Linked DNA regions of Homo sapiens: region 2 is linked to region 1. A link is an interaction called in ENCODE POLR2A ChIA-PET data of the cell type or tissue named here. Cell type or tissue: HepG2. All regions are shown on one strand. Links, peaks and the distances in the headings refer to the core of each region. The heading gives the core; the rest is flanking DNA. Region 1 overlaps AP4S1 (adaptor related protein complex 4 subunit sigma 1). Region 2 overlaps HECTD1 (HECT domain E3 ubiquitin protein ligase 1).

Evidence for each region. Peaks named below come from ENCODE experiments on the same cell type or tissue, not always from the same donor. Only the 100,000 strongest peaks of a DNase experiment are listed, where the experiment ranks them.
Region 2: POLR2A ChIA-PET joins it to region 1 with 5 read pairs; 4 of 35 experiments call an interaction of 5 or more read pairs at or near these places.

What each region holds. Positions count from the first base shown.
Region 1 is chr14:31,087,551-31,092,931 of GRCh38, reverse strand. It overlaps AP4S1 (adaptor related protein complex 4 subunit sigma 1), which reads right to left. Exons shown (of 6, transcript NM_001128126.3): 6 at 1-25. Among named protein-coding and RNA genes, the nearest start is that of STRN3, 64 kb to the right of the region's middle. In HepG2, for the core only: no CTCF peak of the experiment used is centred there; DNase peaks (open chromatin) are centred at 1,301 and 1,951; H3K4me3 peaks cover 785 bases.
Region 2 is chr14:31,190,625-31,196,005 of GRCh38, reverse strand. The region is part of intron 2 of HECTD1 (HECT domain E3 ubiquitin protein ligase 1); the gene reads left to right. Among named protein-coding and RNA genes, the nearest start is that of HECTD1, 14 kb to the left of the region's middle. In HepG2, for the core only: no CTCF peak of the experiment used is centred there; no DNase peak of the experiment used is centred there.

The sequences.
Region 1 (5,381 bases), core at 1-5,000:
GTACTTTATCCAAATTAAACATTATCTACGGTTATATTAAGGAAATTAGTTTAAAGTTAAAAATTATTAACATTCAGTAAAAATTTATGGCTTAACCTAGAGTGTTCCCAGTGTAAATTAGCCTAAGCATGAGGTTTTTTGTACAAAATTTCTGAAATTAAATTTAAAACTGGCATCCATATTAGAAATTGTTACCTTCATATATACATACCTAGTTTCACCTTGGTTAAGCTAACAGGATAAGTAGGGATAAAAATGAAACAGCTACATTTTTTAACCAAAGGGATAGGGGGTCTACTAAGTGCTAGAGAACACAGCAGTGTCATGTGGCAAGAGAATGACCTTAACTCAAAAATAGTGTTGTCTTCCCAGACAATAATAGTAACAGTAGCAACGATTTGTTGAATACTCCCGTTCCAGACAGTGTGTTGAGTTTCAGCCCTCTACAAATCTCTGATGTATGTTGTTACATATTATCCTCAGTTTACCCAGGATCAAACAGGTTCAAAGCATAGTCCAAGGTCACATGGCTAGTAAATGCCAGGTTTGAATTTAAACCCAAAGCTTGGGCTTGACTGCTCTGCTTATAGGCTCCTCAGGAGGGGCTAGACACCTCCCTCCTCAGCCCCCAAACCTCCACCCCAAAATAAATGCCTTGTACCTTCAGTTTTCTTCTCTGTCAGACAGACTGATGTAAAAATAACTATGAGGAGAAAATGAATGAAGAAGGCAGGGCATAATAAAATTTCTGGATTTCAAGACAGTATCTCTTACAAATGGGTAGTTCTAAGAAGTCATTTGAGAATGATGGAGCCACTTTGGCTTACAGGTGTTCTTACTGGGAAGTTAGTATGGGGCATGGGGAAAGAAGAAAATATTGTTAGACTATGATGTCTAGCAAACCACAAAGAACTAAATACTTCCCTCAAGAATCCCTTCAACTGAATACCTAACTTTTCTTTGGTGAAAGAAGGGGAACTGGAATGAGATGATGACAATGAATGTTTCTCAGTTTTACACCTTAATATCTGAAGTTCTCTGTCTACTTAAAGAGCATGATCCTGGTCTGTTACAAAAACAAAAACAGTTGACAGATTGTTTCAAATAAACTTCATTCAACAAATAGGTAATTAAATGCACTAGCGGAGTTCAAAATTAAATCTTTGTAAAGTGAATTGTTCCCTTTGATTTTTTTCAACCAGACCAGATATTCAAAGTCTACACTGTATTTGCTTAGTGAAGTGCAACTACACAGAATAGGACAAATGGTGAATGACTTTAAAGTTTTTATTAGGCTCTGTGTGAATATCTCATTAAGCTCTGTGCAAATAGTCCTCCAGCAGAATAAACTGTTTTCCAAGGACCCATGGGAACTGTCCTTAAGTGACCCAGAAAAAAAAAAAAAAGCGTTATTCTGATATACCTATTAATACTGTCTTTCAATTATACAGATGATTGCTTTGTCCCACGGCCAAACTGGGACTGGAATGTTAGGCCCTTGACTCTAACCTGTTCACTAGACCCAGAAGCCAGAACTTAGGTGAGACAAAGTGGGAATGGCAGCCAGGTATATATAGAAAGGCAGAGCTAAGAAGCACAGGTGGCTACGTGAAAAATGGCCTGGAGAACCTTCCTGTTATATTCACTAAGGGCAATGAAAGCCTTAGTGCCTTTGAAAATGTCGCCTTCTCCAAGATAACTTTCTTTGAGATACAAGGAAATCTAATTTTAACCCATGAATTAGTTCGGGGATCAAGCTGCTCTGTGGACTGCCCCATCTTTGGCAAGCAGATGATCTGCTGTTCAGATGTCCCCTTGAGCAACTGCCCAATTGTTTTGAAATTCAGATCAGAATTTACTGCTAAATCATATAAACCACTGACATCCCCACATTACAAGGAACAAGGACAAGGTCCTCCAGCAAGTCAATTTCCCAACATCCTGGAAACATGAGTTGCTCAGTGAGGTCACTGTATACTGTGGACATGTGACTGTGCCTGTGTATCTGTGTATCTGACTCAAACTCTAATAATCATGCAGCTTTCTGGCACTATATGGGGAAACTACAGACCAAATCCAATGTGAGGCAAAGGCCTGAAAGCTGATTTCCCCCTGGAATCTTGTGACTCTTTTAAAATAAGAATCCAGCTGTTGTTTACATCTTGATTTGGTTTATGAGCAACTTGTACACCCTGGTGAGGCCAAGAGTAATGGCATTTAGGCCATGTGCCAGGTAAGCAGGGACCAAAAAATACCCTATATGCTAAGCCCATGGAATAAACACACTGCAATGGTGACATTTGAAATAGGAGGAAGTAAGAAGGGCCCAGACTGTTGGTATACTAATGTAGTGAGCTCAGAATGGCTATTGAAAGACAGTCTTACCTTCAGGCTATAATGAACTTGACTGACTCTAAAGATCCTCAGGCAACTTGTTTTCTTTCATGGGCTCCCTAAGGTTGAGCTGACATGAGCTAGAAACAATCTCCCAAAGAGCGGAGTTACTGAAGTCCACTTTCTCCCAACCTACAAACCTAAGAGCCTTTCTGAATTTTCACATCATGTGGATTGGAATTGAACATCGTAGGGCTCCTGGAATATTAGTGCCACTTGAAATCAACTTTTTAATTACAGTGATTGAAATGAGGCCGGGCACGGTGGCTCACACCTGTAATCCCAGCACTTTGGGAGGCTGAGGTGGGCAGATTACGTGAGGTCAGGAGATCGAGACCAGCCTGGCCAATATGGTGAAACCCTGTCTCAGCTAAAAATACAATTAGCTGGGCATGGTGGCACACGCCTGTAATCCCAGCTACTCGGGAGGCTAAGGCAGGAGAATCACTTGAACCTCGGAGGCGGAGGTTGCAGAGAGCCAAAACTGTGCCACTGCACTCCAGTCTGGGCAACAGAGTAAGACTCTGTCTCAGAATAAATAAATAAATAAAAATGAAAATAAAAATAAATACAGTGATTGAAATGTTTATGGTCCCAACATTGGAATTTTATCTTTTTTTAGACGCAGCTTCTCTCTGTTGCTCAGGCTAGAGTGGAGTGGGGTGATCTAGGCTCACTGTAACCTCCATCTCCTAGGTTCAAGGAACTCTTGTGCCTCAGCCTCCTGAGTAGCTGGGAGTACAGGCATGTGCCACCACACCCAGCTAGTTTTTTTGTATCTTTAGTAGAGACGAGGTTTTGCCATGTTGGCCAGGCTGGTCTCTATAACTCCTGACCTCAAGTGATCTGCCTGCCTCAGCCTCCCAAAGTTCTGGGATTACAGGCGTGAGCCACCACGCCTGGCCCCAACATTGGAATTTTGATCTCTGGAAAATAAAACACTTTTCCATCATGAGTATTTTAACACCATAGTGGCAATCAAATTATCCTTTAACAAGTGAGAAACTGAGCAGCACAGACTCAAATGGAACCTCAAAAGGAATTCCACGGCAGAGACCAACCTAGAAACTACAATTTCTAACTCTAGATTTGGGTCTCAGATCCCTTGGTTTCTCATTTTATTTCTTTTTTTAAAAAATATTCTAGCTAAGTGTTCTTTAACAAAATATGTAGGGTGGGAAAACTTGCTTTCTCATTATTCATACTTTAATTTCCCACCAAATTAGGTAAGTGGCCAAGGGCCACTGTGTTCACATTTCCCCCAGAAAATACTACCATATAGAAGGCTATCATCATGAAGATTCTGCATAGTCCTGGAGACATTCTTCTTGTAGTATAGTATAGTCTTCTGTTCACTTTTTTTTTTTTTTTTTTGGTTAAGACAAAGTCTTACTCTGTTGCCCAGGCTGGAGTGCAGTGGCACAATCTTGGCTCACTGCAGCCTCGACCTCCTGTGCTCAAGTGATCCTCCCACCTCAGCCTCCCAATTAACTGTGACCACAGGTGCGCTGCCACGCCCATCTAATTTCTATATTTTTTGGAGGAACGGGGTTTCACTATCTTGCCCAGACTGGTCTTGAACCCCTGGGCTGAAGTGCGGCACTTTGCCTTTCTCGGCCTCACAAAGTGCTGGAATTACAAGCATGAGCCACTGTGCCCGGCCCTGTTCACATTTTGTCTCTTGCTAATGAGGCCACTGAAAAGGACTTTTTTTTTTTTTTTTTTTTTTTGAGATGGAGTCTTACTCTGTTGCCCAGGCTGGAGAGCAGTGGTGCAATCTTGGCTCACTGTAACCTCCGCCTCCCAGGTTCAAGCGATCCTCCCGCCTCAGCCTCCTGAGTAGCTGGGATTACTGGTGCGTGCCACCACGCCCCGCTAATTTTTGTATTTTTAGTAGAAGTGAGGTTTCACCATGTTGGCCAGGCTGGTCTCGAACTCCTGACCTCAGGTGATCCGCCTGCCTCAGCCTCCCAAAGTGCTTGGACTACAGGCGTGAGCCACCGCGCCTGGCTGTTATCTTTTTTTAAAGTAGGTTTTCATTAAAGGCCTACTCATATTCTGAGAACAACAGGATACCCAGCTGTGGTTTTGCTTAAAGTTTATGTAGGCTTATGCAAAATTAAATATGAAAGTCAGAGGTGGGTCAACGAGCCTGTTATTATTCTCATTTTTCCCCTAAATCTCTCTTGCTTCTCATAACTTGCTGTCACTATTCCTGACTAAAACAGAACCCACAAAAATGGAACAAAAGGAATAGGGTTAAAGCAGAGGGACCTGGTGGTGAGGAATGCTGGCGGATGAATATGGCACCTAGCGGGCTCCTGAAAGGAAACAGGAAAGTGGTCAAGGCTAGTGGGAGCCAAAAAAAACCTGGAGGCAGAACTGTCAGATTTGCAACGTTCACATCTTCCGGGCTACTGGCTGAATCCTGGGGACTGTTCCTATCCAAGACTCTCATCACCCACCATGGCCCTGGCTAGAGCTCCCATGCTGGAGAAGGCCCTGGGTCCCTCGTCTCTCAATGCCTGCCCTTCCCATGGAGGAACAGCTGCACACGTTCCCTCGGACCCACAGGCCAGTCCTCACTCTCTGGCAACGAGGCTTTCCATTTAATATTTTCAAAAGGAAAAAAGATGTTTTGAAATCTGAATGTGAACTCCACTTTTGGAGAGCATGTTCTCAACAAGACATTCACAGATACTCTCAAATTTTTTCATCCTTTCTGACTCTTCCAACCAAAGGCATTTCTCTAAAACATCTCCCCTTATTCACAAAAAAGCTTCGACAACACCAAGGCACCATGGTGACAGGCATGTTTTATTAGAGACTAAATTGCCACAGTCTACTCCAGATGATTAATTTTTAAAAAATATGTCAAATTTAGGCCAGGTGCAGTGGCTCACACCTGTAATCCCAACACTTTGGGAGGCCAAGGTGGACAGATCACTTGAGGTCAGGGGATCAAGACCAGCCTGGCCAAAATGGCA
Region 2 (5,381 bases), core at 158-5,157, 100 kb before region 1:
TCCTGTAAACAGACAGCAACTGTGTATGTGCTTCTTTTCAGTGGACAGCAGAGAGAAGTGCTGGAATGAGAAACACTGTCTGTGAGGGTTTACCTGGGACTCCAGGGGGTCCATAGGTGATTAAATTCAGGGAGCTTTTGTGACGATTACCAGAGTTTCTGTCAGCTAAAAAAATGTAGAGGCCAGGCTCCACTGGTGGCTCATGCCTGTAATCCCAGCACTATGGGAGGCCAGGGCGGGTGGATCACCTGATGTCGCGAGTTTGAGACCAGTCTGGCCAATATGGTGAAACCCCATCTCTACTAAAAATACAAAAATTAGCAGAGGTCTGGTGGCATGCGCCTGTAATCTCAGCTACTTGGGAGTCTGAGGCAGGAGAATTGCTTGACCCTGGGAGGCGGAGGTTGCAGTGAGCCGAAATTGCACCACTGTGCTGCAGCCTGGGCTACAGAGTGAGACCTTGTCTCAAAAAAAAAAAAAGTTAAAAACCACTCTTAATAGTTTCAACAGGAAAAATACAAGGAAAATTTATCAGAGATAGATTTTTATCATTTTTATTTATGGGTATGACATTGTGTTTTATAACGCTTTGTAAGTGTACTTTGCATAGTTCTTGACTGTATCATTAGATTGAATTCTTCAGAGTCAGTGAACTCTTTCTTACTCATCTTTGTGTCCCACCCCCAACACTTAGCATAGCACTTGGTGTAGAAAGGCATTCAATAGATGTGTTGAATGAATTGCAGTCAAATTTGTATGTGTATTTTAATTGGAGAAAAGCAAACTTACATCTTATAATTGGACTTTACCCCCTTTTTCTTTGCAAGGGAAAACCACAATTTTCAGCTGCTGTACCAGGAGTTATTTTTAGCTCAGCAATACCAAGAAAGTCAAGGCTGGGAGCAGAGGCAAAAATGGAATATGAAATGGATCAAAAGATGTTGCGTTATTTATTGTCTTTAAGAAACCAGATGTGTTCAGGTTTTTCAGTTAAAATATTTCATTTTTTTAAAATGAAGTGCCTGATTTACAGACTATTTTATAAAATATCTCTACTACAGATAATGCCCTTTATTTTTTTTAAAAACAGTTATATTCTTTCATGTCTTTGCCAATCTTCTGAAATCTTGGCCCAAGTTCAAGTGAAAAAAGCATATGGTAGTTATAATACAGAAAATATTACAGTTCCCAGGGAAATTCTTTCTCTTTGGAACCTCATGTAACCTTTTTTTATTGCTTCCATCAGGGAAAGATTCTGATGTCTTTACAGGTAGCATTTTGGAAACCAGTGCCTAATTTGGAGTCATCTGAAGATTCTTCATAATCTCACTTGTGTGGTTGACTACTCTGACAGGAGTTCTGTATAGACTGATTGATCCTAAAGTTTCCTAAATAGGCTTCCTAATCTATTGGTATTATATTAATAATATAGTACTCACGTTAAGATAATAAAAAAGAAGAATTTCTACCTGTAATGTAAGAGGTAAATACTTGGCAAGCTTAAAATTTTGAGCAACTGTAATTATATATAAAATTTTGTGCCTAGAAGTATCATTTTAGCATTATTCAGGGAGGGCTGTGATTATTCTATGAATGATAGTTAACTTTTTCTTAAATTTGTTTAAATTACATACGGGGAAGTTAGCTTTTTATTATTGTACATTGCTATGAGTCATGTAACCACCACTATAATTGAAATGCAGAACATTTCCATCACTTTGAAACATCATCTAGTGCTGTCCCTTTGAACTCAAACCCTTTCCCCATCCCAATGCCTGGCACTTGGTGGCCTGTTTTCTGTTGATATAGTTTTGACTTTTCTAGAATGTCATGTAAATGGAATCATATATACAATACGTAGTTTTTTGAGTCTGATTTCTTTCACTTAGCATATCGCATTTGAGATTCATCTGTGTTGCTATTGTGTCAATAGTTCATTCTCTTTAGTTGCTAAGTAATATTCCTTTTCATGGATGTTTTGGTGATTATGACCTAAACTGCTATAAACAGTAGTGTATAGATTTTGTGTGTGTGTGAGAACATAAGCTTTTAAAAAATATTTATTTATTTATTTGTTTTTTGAGACAGAGTTTTGCTCTTGTTGCCCAGGCTGGAGTGCAGTGGCGTGATCTTGGCTCACTGCAACCTCCACCTCCCGGGTTCAACCGATTCTTCTGCCTCAGCCTCCCAAGTTGCTGGGATTACAGGTGCCCGCCACCATGCCCGGCTAATTTTTGTATTTTTAGTAGGAACAGGATTTTACCATGTTGGCCAGGCTGGTCTCGAACTCCTGACCTCAGGTGATCTGCCTGCCTCAGCCTCCCAAAGTGCTGGGATTACAGGCGTGAGCTACCACGTCCAGCCATAAGTTTTTATTCTGAAATTCTTGGAGATAAATTCAACAAGATGTAGAAATTGAAAAACGTATTTCAAAATTTATATGGAAATGCAAAGGACTTATGCTTGCCAAAACAACTTTTATGAAGAACAAAGTTGGGAACTAACACTAGTCTATATTTCAATATTTATTATACAGCTACAGTAATAAAGACAATGTGGTATTGATATAAACATAGACAAATAGTACTGTGGAACAGAATATAGAGTTCAGAAATAGACTTCCACATATATGGAAAACTTATTTTGACAAAGGTACAAAGGCAGTTCAGTAGAAAAAGGATAGTTTTTTTTGTGATGCTGAAACAATTGGATATCCATATGCAGTAAGTTTAACTTTGATACTATCTCACACTATATATATTTTTAAAAACCCAGATGAATCATAGATCTAGTTGTAAAACCTAAAACTATAAAACTTCTAGAAGAAAACATAGGAGAAATTCATTGTGACCTTGCGTTATGCAAATATTTCTTTAGATAAGCACCAAAAGCACAATTCATAAGAGAATAAATTTTTATGTTCGAAGGTTTTTACTTCTAATTTAGTTTATGTGATAGATATAGGATTATCCAGGTTATCTAATGCTGCTTGCGTGAGTTTTGGTAGCATGTCTTACTTTATTTTTTTTTGAGGTGGAGTCTCGCTCTGCCGCCAGGCTGGAGTGCAGTGGTGTGATCTTGGCTCACTGCAACCTCCGCCTCCTGGGTTCAAGTGATTCTCCTGCCTCGGTCTCCTGAGTAGCTGGGATTACAGGCGCCTGTCACCACACCCGGCTAATTTTTTGCGTTTTTAGTAGAAACGGAATTTCACCATGTTAGCCAGGCTGGTCTTGAACTCCTGACCTCAGGTGATCTGCCTGCCTTGGCCTCCCAAAGTGCTGAGATTATAGGCATGAACCACCACGCTCGGCCAGTAGAATGTCTTGTAAGGAATTTGTCTGTTTAATCTGAATTTAAATTTATGGGCATAGAGTTGTTTGTGATATTCCCTTTTATCCTTTTGATATCTGTAGGGTCTTTAGTGATAAACCCCTTTTTCATCCTGATACTGGTTATTTTTATCCTTTTTATTTTGGTTAATCTGACTAGAGATTTAGCCATTGTCCAAGAACCTTTTCCAAGAACCAGCTTTTGGCTTCATTCATTTTCCCTATTTTTCTGTTTAAAGTTTTATTGATTTCTGTTCTTTATTATTGCTTTCTGCTTTGGTTTTGGGTTTAATTTGCTCTTTTTCCCTCTGTTTTCTTTCTTTCTTTTTTTTTTTTTTTTTGAGACAGAGTCTCGCTCTGTCACCCAGGCTGGAGTGCAGTGACAGGGATGTTGGCTCACTGCAAGCTCCAGGTCCTGGGTTCAAGCGATTGTCCTCCTACCTCAGCGGATTACAGGCGCTCAAGACCACACCCGGCTAATTTTTGTATTTTTAGTAGAGATGGGATTTCACCAACTTGTCCAGGCTGATCTTGAACTCCTGACCTGAGGTGATCCACCTACCTCAGGTGATCCACCTGTCTCAGTGTCCCAAAGTGCTGGGATTACACACGTGAGCCACCACACCTGGCCTTTTTCTCTGTTTTTCTTTCTTTCTTTCTTTTTTTTGAGATGGAGTTTTGCTTTTGTTGCCCAGGCTGGAGTGCAATGGTGTGATCTCGGCTCACTGCAACCTCTGCCTCCCGAGTTCAATCGATTCTCCTACCTCAGCTTCCTGAGTAGCTGGGATTACAGGCATGCACCACCACATCTGGCTAATTTTTTTTTTTTTTGTATTTTTAGCAGAGACGGGGTTTTCTCCATGTTGGTCAGGCTGGTCTCTAACTCCCAACCTCAGGTGATCCGCCTGCCTCGACCTCCCAAAGTGCTGGGATTACATGCGTGAGCCACCACGCCAGCCCTTCTCTGTTTTCTTAAGTGAAAGCTGGGGTTTGATTTTTGAAAGCTGGGGTTTGAGGCCTGAAGCATTTAATGCCATAAATTTTTCTTTATATACTACTTTAGTTGTATCCTACAAAGTTTGATGTTATATATGTATTTCAATCAGTTAGTAATTTTTTTTTTTTTTTTTTGAGACAGGGTCTGGTCCATACGGAGAAACCCCATCTCCAGCCCAGGCTGGAGTGCAGTGGTGTCATCTTGGCTCACTGCAGCCTTGACCTCCCAGGCTCAAGCCATTTTTCCCTGCCTCAGCCTCCTGACTAGCTGGGATTACAGGCATGTGCCACCATACCCGGCTTATTTTTGTATTTATTGTAGAGACAGAGTTTTGCTGTGTTGCCCAGGCTGGTCTGGAACTCCTGAGCTAAAGCCATCTGCCTGCCTCGGCCTCCCAAAGTGCTAGGATTACAGGCGTGAGCCACTGCACCTGGCCGGTCATAACATACTAAGGAAATAAGCAAATTATGGGATAGTATTTATAGTATGGTTCTACTTGTGAATTACGAAAACATAAAATGTTTAAGTATATGGAAAAATGAGGCCAGGCGCAGTGACTCAGGTCTGTAACCCCAGTGCTTTGGGAGGCTGAGGCAGGAGGATTGCTTGAGCCCAGGAGTTTGGAGCTCCTGAAACATCCGGGTAGCAGGGAGTTATGATTGCACAACTGTACTCCAGCCTAAGTGACAGAGTGAGACACTGTCTTTTTAAAAAACAAAACCAAAAAAGGTGGGGTGCAGTGGGGCATGTCTGTAATCGCAGCACTTTGGGAGGCTGAAGTGGGAGGATCATTTGAGGCCAGGAGTCGGAGACCAGTCTGGGCAACAGAGAGAGAACTTATCTCTTAAAAAAATCAATGTATAAAAAATAGGGCCTGGCGCAGCGACTCCCCACACTTGGGAGGCCAAGGTGGGAGGATTGCTTGAGCCCAGGAGTTTGAGACCAGCCTGGGCAACATAGTGAGACCCCCATCTCTACAAAAAATAAAAAAAAAGTTAGCCAAGCATATGGTGTTTAAGGCTGCAGTGAGCTGTAATTGTGCCATCCTACTCCAG